Regions from separate parts of the Homo sapiens genome. Here region 1 is linked to region 2. Evidence: chromatin contacts called from ENCODE Hi-C data. All regions are on one chromosome and are shown on one strand. Each heading gives the region's core, a stretch centred on a gene start or an enhancer-like site at or near the end of the contact. The rest is flanking DNA. Distances are from core to core; before and after follow the strand shown.

Region 1 (3,835 bases), core at 129-2,628, 660 kb before region 2:
TCCTACTGTTTACTAAAATCTGCCCCTGTGTCTTAGAGTGTACTAGATAAGTGTGTGGATTCAAATCCTGACTTTGCCTTTTACTAAAGTGTGACCTTGGGCAAGATACTTAATCTCTCTGGGTCTCAGTTCTCTCACTGCGTAAAGGGAATAATAATAACAACAGTCCCAATCTCACTGAGCTTTTGTGAGGATGAAAGGAGTTAACGTGTAAAATACACTCTAGCAGCACTGGGTAGGTACTTGCTATTATTATTATCACCTCCTTTCCCCATTACCATTTACCCTAAAATCTGTAACTTCTCACTGGTCTCCTCTCTCCCGCTCTTGCCCCCCCACTCCAGGCACCACGCAGCCACAAAGGAGTTCCTTCCAAAGGCTATTCTGACAGTCCGGAGCCTACTGAGGGCTGTTCATGGTCTCCACTGGTCTCTGCTGCCCAATCTATAAAATCCAAGCTTCTCAATAGGCTCTAGAATGTTCTCCAGCCCCCTCATTTGCCCATCTTCCTCATACTTTGTGCTCCAGCCTCATTAAATCTTTTTCTCAGTTTTTCAGATCAGTCCAGCTCTCTTTGCCTCAGAGCCTTTGCTTATGCTGTGCCCTCTGCTGTTCCCTTTCCTACTGATCATTAACCCAACTTCTACTGATGCTTAAACGTCTCAGAACTGCAATTACGGCCTTCAGGAAGCCCCTCCCCCACTCGGCTCTGGTGCGCCTTCCTCGGGTGACCCCAGCGCTCCGTGCACTCCCTCTTCGCGCTCAGCCGCCCGCGCCGCGCTCTCCTCCCTGGACCCGGATCCTCCGCAGCCCCTTTGCTGGCTTCTCTGTGTCCCGGCGGGTTCTCGGCTCACCGTCCCACGCGCCCCCGCTGCCTCTCACCTGGCGGAGGTCGAAGGCAGCCGCCTCCCCGCGCTCCTGGCTGCGGCAGGCCAGCACCACGCGCGCTCCCCGGCGCGCCAGCTCCAGCGCCGTCATCTTTCCGATGCCGCTGTTGGCGCCTGCGGACCGCGGGCGGGAGCCGAGCTGAGCTGAGCCCGGCGGGCCGCTGCTACCGCCGGCCCGGCCTCCTCTCCGCGCGCCCCGCCAGCTCGCACTCACCCGCCTCCGCACTCACCCGTGACCACGGCCGTGCGGCCCCGCAGGTTGCCCATGCCGCCGCACGGCGGGGCCTTCACCAGGTTGTAGTAGACAAGCACGTAAGCGCCCAGCAGCAACCCCGCGCCCAGCAGCAGCGCCTCCATGCCGGCCGCGCCTCCCGGCTCCCGCCCAGGCCCCGCACCGCCCTGGATCGCCGCCAGGCGGCTGCCGATCCGCCCTGCACAGGCCTGGAACGGCGCCCGGGCGCGTCAGCCTCCGAAGGCGGAGGCGGGCAGGAGGCTGGGCAGGGGCGTGTGCGCGTGCGGGTGCGCGCCGGCCCTGCGAGCGCCCCCTAGGCGTGCGTCGGCGTCCTGGGGGCGTGTGCCTCTGTGGACACCTTTGAGGTGAGTGTGTGCGCTTGGGCCCTGGGAGCGCCCCCTAGGTGTGTGCCTGTGTGAACTCCTGGGTGTGTGTGTCCACGTACACCCTGTGAGTGCACGCTAGGTATGTGCATGCATCTGCAACGCTTGTATGTGAATGATCTCTAGGTGTGTATGTGCCCATGTCCCTGAGGATCACCCTTTGGGTTGTGTGCGTGCCTCTGGATCCTGTGTGTGAGCTCCTGTAAGCACCTTGTAGGTGTTTGTGTGCATTCTGGCAGAGTCCCTCCAGGTATGTGCCTGCATCTGTAGTCTCTGCCAGTGCATGTGCTTGCATATCTCCATATGTTTACTCGAGGTGTATGTAGCACAGTCCCTCCCTTCTGAAGTTAGGTGTGTACATGAATACACGTGTGTCTTTGAGTCTAGTCCTAGATGCTTTTCCCTCTAAGAACAAATCCTTCTCCTTCCTTCCCTTCTGCACAAATCCTTCTCCTTTCCTTCCTTTCCTTTCCTTCCTTCCTTCCTTCCTTCCTTCCTTCCCTTCCTTCCTTCCTCCCTTCCTTCCTTCCTTCCTTCCCTCCCTCCCTTCCTTCCTTCTTTCCTTTCTTTCTTTCTTTTGAGACGGAGTTTCACTCTCGTTGCCCAGGCTGGAGTGCAGTGGCGTGATCCCGGCTCACTGCAACCTCCGCTTCCCGGGTTCAAGCAATTCTCCTGCCTCAGAATCCAGAGTAGCTGGGATCACAGGTGTGTGACACCACACCCGGCTAATTTTTGTATTTTAGTAGAGAAGGGTTTTCACTATGTTGGCCAGGTTGGTCTCAAACTTCTGACCTTAAGTGACCCACCTGCCTCAGCCTCTCAAAGTGCTGGGATTACAGGTGTGAGCCTCTGCACTGGGCCAAATCCTTCGTTTTCTTATCTTCACATCCAGCCCCCAGCTTCTAGGATTCTTCCGTGTTCTCCCCACACAGGCTAGAGAGGACACTGTTAAAGGTGGCACAGGCAGTTAAGGGGTGTCAGAATTCACTCCTTCATTCCCCCTCTGTATCTCCCTACCTCAACCCCACTAGTGCCTTCCATGGCTGAAGGGAAGCAGGAAGAGATAGAGAGTAAAATCTGTTATTGCCTTTCAGGAGGAAATTTGCCTTTGGAATGGTTCTCATAGGTGATAAGAGACAGGCAGAGAAGCTCCATCACTCAATTACAAGTGACCATGATGGCAGGAAGGGTGGGGCTGGCTAGGAACAAATGGGTAAGACCATTCCAGGGCAGAAGGCCGTTGCCTGATACATTCAGTACAATTTAGAACCTGGTATTTGGCACTTATGGTGTGCCCAGCAGTGTAGTTAGACTTGGAAATTCCGAGTGGAAGATATACAAGTTTCTGTCCTTAGGGAGTTCAAAAAGCCCATTAGGGCACCGGGAGCAGAGTGATGACGCCTGCATGGGCAGATGAAAGTCAGGGACAGACCTCAGATTCCAGGGCCAGTTTCCTATTTAGCTGCACTGCGGATTCGGGTTTCCATTGTAGATGCTGTGGGATGAGGCTGGGGGTAGAATATTCATTTTCTATCCCTAAGGCAAAATCCTGACACACAAGCAGATGCACCTACACAAACAGTGCTGGAATATACACAGAGGTGCTCTCCATCTGAGGAGGCTGACCTCAGGAAAACTTCCTGGAGAGTTTTTCACTAAGATCTGGGAGGAAAGCATGGAATTTGGTTTAATGAAGGTCCCCGGGACTTGAGAATTAAGGTAATGCAGCAGACTCGTTTTTTGATGAGGAATAGCAGTTGTAGAGAAGTGTGACTGCAGATCACATGACTAGAAGTGACAGGTCAAGACTAGATTCCACTATCAGTCAGGGTTCTCTGGAGAAACAGCTCCCCCCGGGCCAGCAGACGCACCCATGTCATTCCATTGTCATCCACCCACCCTGGCTCACTTTTCTCCAACACCTCCCCTACCAAACTTCCCTATGGGAATGAGACCTGTTCAAAAGGCCCCCCACCTGCTAGACCCAGATCTAGGGGAGGGTCTCCTCTAAGGGTGATGACAGGTAGGACAGACAGTCAGAAAACAATTTGAAGTATTTTTGTTTTTTATATACAGAATACAGGAAAGTTTCTGTAAAGTCTAAAACATTACAATTACTATGTACATTGGTACTGGTTGTGGGGGTGGGAGGAGAGGAGGGAACCAGGGGCAGGAGGAAGAGGAGAGAAGTGGCAAGAGAACAAAAAAAGGAGACAAAACAGGTTTACGACAAAAACATTTTTGCTACAATAGACAATTTGAGAAAACGCTCTACCACATGTAGTACTGTACACGGTTTTTAAAAACATTGAAAAAATGTCATCACTAGATGT
Region 2 (3,678 bases), core at 29-2,528:
AGTGGTAAATGTCAGGTATCTCTGCTGTCGTGGGCCAGGTGCTCAGATTGCTAGGATACAGCAGGGGGTGCCGAGATGAGGCAAGGGGCCGGGTTAGGAGTCCCTGCTCTAGCACAGCGATACTAGCTGAGTCCATCGATGACCTTTAAACCCGCTTCCCCGGTTCTGTCTAGATTACAGGGTTTGGAAGGCTTTGGAAGATGTGTTCAGAGAACTTTGCCCAAACTGGCCCACGCCTGTTCCAATGCTATGCATAGCTGTTTCTGATTCTTAGCCAGCTCAGGCCCTCTATTCTTTCCATGCTGGTCTGCGGCCTCCGTTACCCACCTGCTGAGGGCGATCTTCTGGTGGAGCAGAAAGCCCCGCTCGTAGGGCCAGGGCAGGCCGGCCTCGAACCACTCTCGGCAGCGCAGCACGGGCGAGATGCAGGCGGCGCCTGTCACGTAGCTGGAGGAGCCGCACTCGCCCAGGTAGGACAGGAGCAGCGCCGAGCCCGAGCCTTCGCTCACCGCGAACAGCGGCGCCGCCGGGTGTCGGAAGCGGATGTATGTGACCGCCTCCTTGAGGTCGGACGGGTCCCCGAAAGGCTGCAGCCGGGGGCTGACCAGTGGGCAACCGTGGTGGCCGCGGCGATGGAAGATGACCGGGTAGTAGCCGCGCTCCAGGGCGAGCAAGCAAAGGCCGAGCACGTTGCGGGTGAGGCGACCCCACGCATTGGGGATCACCAGAAGCACCGCAGGAAGGCCCCCGGCGCTGGTGATCCGGCGGCCCCGAACACAAGGTCCTACCACCCAGTCCAGGGCCACTAGCCCATCGTCCGCCAACTGCAGGTACTCCCGGGCCAGCTCAGGCCCAGGCGCTACGGGCAGGACGAAGTGGCAGAGGGTCTGCAGGTGGGGCCCGGAGAACCAGGAGCGCGGGCCGGCCTCCAGCGCCTCTGAGCGCCGCAGGGCGCGCAGCAGGCACTGGGCCAGGGCCGACGGCTTGCAAACAAGGCTGCACCCTCCCGGCAGTGGCTCGCGCCCGTCGCTGAACTGGTCCGCCGGGCCTCCGCCGTCCGCCTCCTCCCCGTCGTCTCGGTCTTGGGCCCCCGGCAGGGTCCTCTCTCCGACGGCGCGCCCCCAGGGTCCCCGGAGCCGCGGGCCGAGCAGGCCGAGAAGGGCGAGCACGGCCAAGATGAGCGCGAGGGCGGCGCCCCACGGCGGCATGGCGAAGCTGGAGAGCCCCGGCGGGCAGCGGGCGGCGGGGCCGTCTACTCGGCGAGCTCCGCGCTTTGCCCGCGGCTCCGCCCGCCGGCGGCGGCTGCCCAGGGCCCTCCCGCGCGGGCGCGCTCTGGATTGGCCGTGGCCGGGCAGAGGCAGCCAGTTCGGGCCCGGCTGCCCTCGCCCGCCCCCCACCCCCGCCCCGGCCCTTTGTACAGCAATTGCAACAAGTGGGAGCAGAGGGTGAGAGGAGCCGGGGCCACCAGGGAGGGAGGGCGCGCCGGCAGCCGGAAGGGAGTGGGGAGGGCACGAGCCGGGGAGAGCGGTGTTGGCCATGGAGACGTGGGGAGACTGGAGGCCGAGGCTTGGGGACCCGACTGTCATCAGGGTCTTCCGCCAGACCCTGGGCGCTGCGCCCTCAGAGGCCGATGAAAAGAAGCAGAAGGGAGAGGTGAGTAAGTCGCAGCTCCGGGCGCCGGCTCCCGGGACCCCGTGGGGCGGCGGCCGCGCGCGCGCTCTGCCCTCGGGCGGCCCTGCTCTCCCCCGCCCGGCCCCGCAACCCCGCAATAACTTGGCTGGGCGGGGTCCGGCACTGGGCTAGAGAGGTCGAGCGCGGCGTCTTGAGCCGCTGGCGGGAGGCTGCTGCTTCCCCGCCTGCATCAGTGCGGGTCCCGTGGACTCCTCGCCCCCGTCCCCGCGAGCTCGGGGCTCCACATCAAGGAAATCCTCAGCCCGGGAGTGGCTTCCCCAGAAACAGCAGCCCCAAGCCTCCGAGAGTCAGTCGGAGAAAAGGACACACTCAGGCGCCCTGCGACAGGGATGCCCGTCCGACCTACAAGGAACGCCTCGTAAACCGGGGTGCATGGGAGACCACGGAAATAACACGTTCTCGCTGTTTCCAAGCTTTGGGATAGGCATCTCGACCCTCGCTCTCTACCCACGTTTCCCCCCCAAATCCTGGAGAGGGAACCAGAACCAGCGCCCCGCTGCGGGGCGGGCCGGCCAGCGCACCTCCTGGGGGTGAGGCCTGTGGCGTCCCCATCTCGCGGCGACCAATCTCTTTCTAGACGCGCGCCTGCCACCGCTGGGCGACGGCGGAGGTGGGGAAGACAGCAGCCTCTCGGCTAGCTCCGGCCTCCCGGGGCTTCTGGGTTTGGAGAGTTTGGGGAGCGGAGACACCTCCCGAGGCTCCTCCGCGTTGGACCCTATTTGCGAGGGCGGGAGCGGGGTGGGCCGACGGCGAAGCTCCAGAGGTGGGACCCTCTCCCTTCAGCAGCTCTTCCTGACTTCATGATTCTGCCCCTCTTCTCATTGCAGGTCACACCGACAAATCTGAAGCGGGTTTGCCAGGGGAGTGTACCCGTCTCCCCAGCCTGGGCCACCCGGTCCACAGGGATTCCATTTCCGGCCTTACACTCCGCTCCACGATCTCATCCAGGCGCTGCAGCTGTGCAGCTGCTCTACAGACTGCAGGGACCTGCTGAGACGAATCCCCGGACGAGGAAAGGGGCCCCCCGCCTGCCCTACTGAGCCTTGCGCGCTGACCCGGTTCCTACACTTAACTTTTCCGGCTTCGGGTTTAAGACGCGTGCGCGCACACTCCGCTGCTGTGGGCGGGCATTGGGGCGGGGCGATACCGGGGGCCCACTGTCTGGGGAGGGGCGCGCGCGAGCCCAGGGCCAACGGACGCGCGGGCGGCGCGGGCGGCGCGGGGGCGCTGGGGCTGGAGGGGCGGGGCGCGCGCGCTCCCTCGCTGGCGGAGCGGCTGGGCGGCGGGCCGGGCCCGGGGCCGCTTGGAATGGCGCCTCCTCCGCCTTCGCCCCAACTGCTTCTCCTGGCAGCCCTCGCGAGGCTCCTGGGTCCCAGCGAGGTAAGGTGACCCGCTCCTGGGAAGGCCTCGGCCCGCGAGCTCAAAGCGCTTTGCCAAAAGTTCGTCCTGGAAGGAGTGGCGCGCCGAGGGGGACGCGGAGTTCTTCCGCTGGCGGGCTGGGCCTGGGGAGAGAGAGGGCAGGGCCTCGCCGCGTCCAGCGCCCCAACTCTTCGCTTTGGACCCACAGGTGATGGCTGGACCGGCGGAGGAGGCGGGAGCCCATTGTCCCGAGAGCCTGTGGCCTCTGCCTCCGCAGGTAGGAGCCCTGGAGGGCCCAGGGAGAGAGGGATGTGAAAGGCTAGCCCAGTCCCGCTCTGTTCTCGCCGCACCCTCCACAGTCACCATCTGAGGACCTCTGCCGGTTCCTCAGTCCTCAGTAGCCAACTTCTCCATCCCAGCCTGGCGCTTGGGGCCTGCCGTCCCCTCCCCACCACACACACACGGAGTCCCCCAACTGCCCTAAGCTCTGTTCTTTCCCCATGTATAGGTGTCACCAAGAGTGACCTACACACGAGTGAGCCCAGGGCAGGTGAGTACAAGCAGGGGCCCACCACCCTTGGTGTCCACGCCTGGAGACAGGCGCTCCTAGCAGGCTTCGCTGCCTGT

The links. Hi-C counts contacts between places; a loop is a spot of excess contacts on that map. Pooled maps may share reads with other maps.
Region 1: a pooled map shows a loop between it and region 2 (3-fold over the local background). The contact joins the promoter of DHRS13 here to the promoter of ABHD15 in region 2. A Hi-C loop is called at or near these places in 6 of 50 pooled maps.

Annotation. Positions count from the first base shown.
Region 1 is chr17:28,901,701-28,905,535 of GRCh38, forward strand. It overlaps DHRS13 (dehydrogenase/reductase 13), which reads right to left and starts at 1,379. Exons shown (of 5, transcript NM_144683.4): 1 at 1,118-1,379; 2 at 883-1,001. The coding sequence starts at 1,244. It overlaps PHF12 (PHD finger protein 12), which reads right to left. Exons shown (of 15, transcript NM_001033561.2): 15 at 3,550-3,835. RefSeq lists silencers at 278-470, 972-1,601.
Region 2 is chr17:29,565,759-29,569,436 of GRCh38, forward strand. ABHD15 (abhydrolase domain containing 15) reads right to left here and starts at 1,279. Exons shown (of 2, transcript NM_198147.3): 1 at 328-1,279. The coding sequence starts at 1,208. It overlaps TP53I13 (tumor protein p53 inducible protein 13), which reads left to right and starts at 2,943. Exons shown (of 7, transcript NM_138349.4): 1 at 2,943-3,072; 2 at 3,260-3,328; 3 at 3,560-3,601. The coding sequence starts at 3,001. RefSeq lists enhancers at 220-329, 2,350-2,399, 3,483-3,678 and silencers at 850-1,469, 1,560-1,819, 2,820-3,179.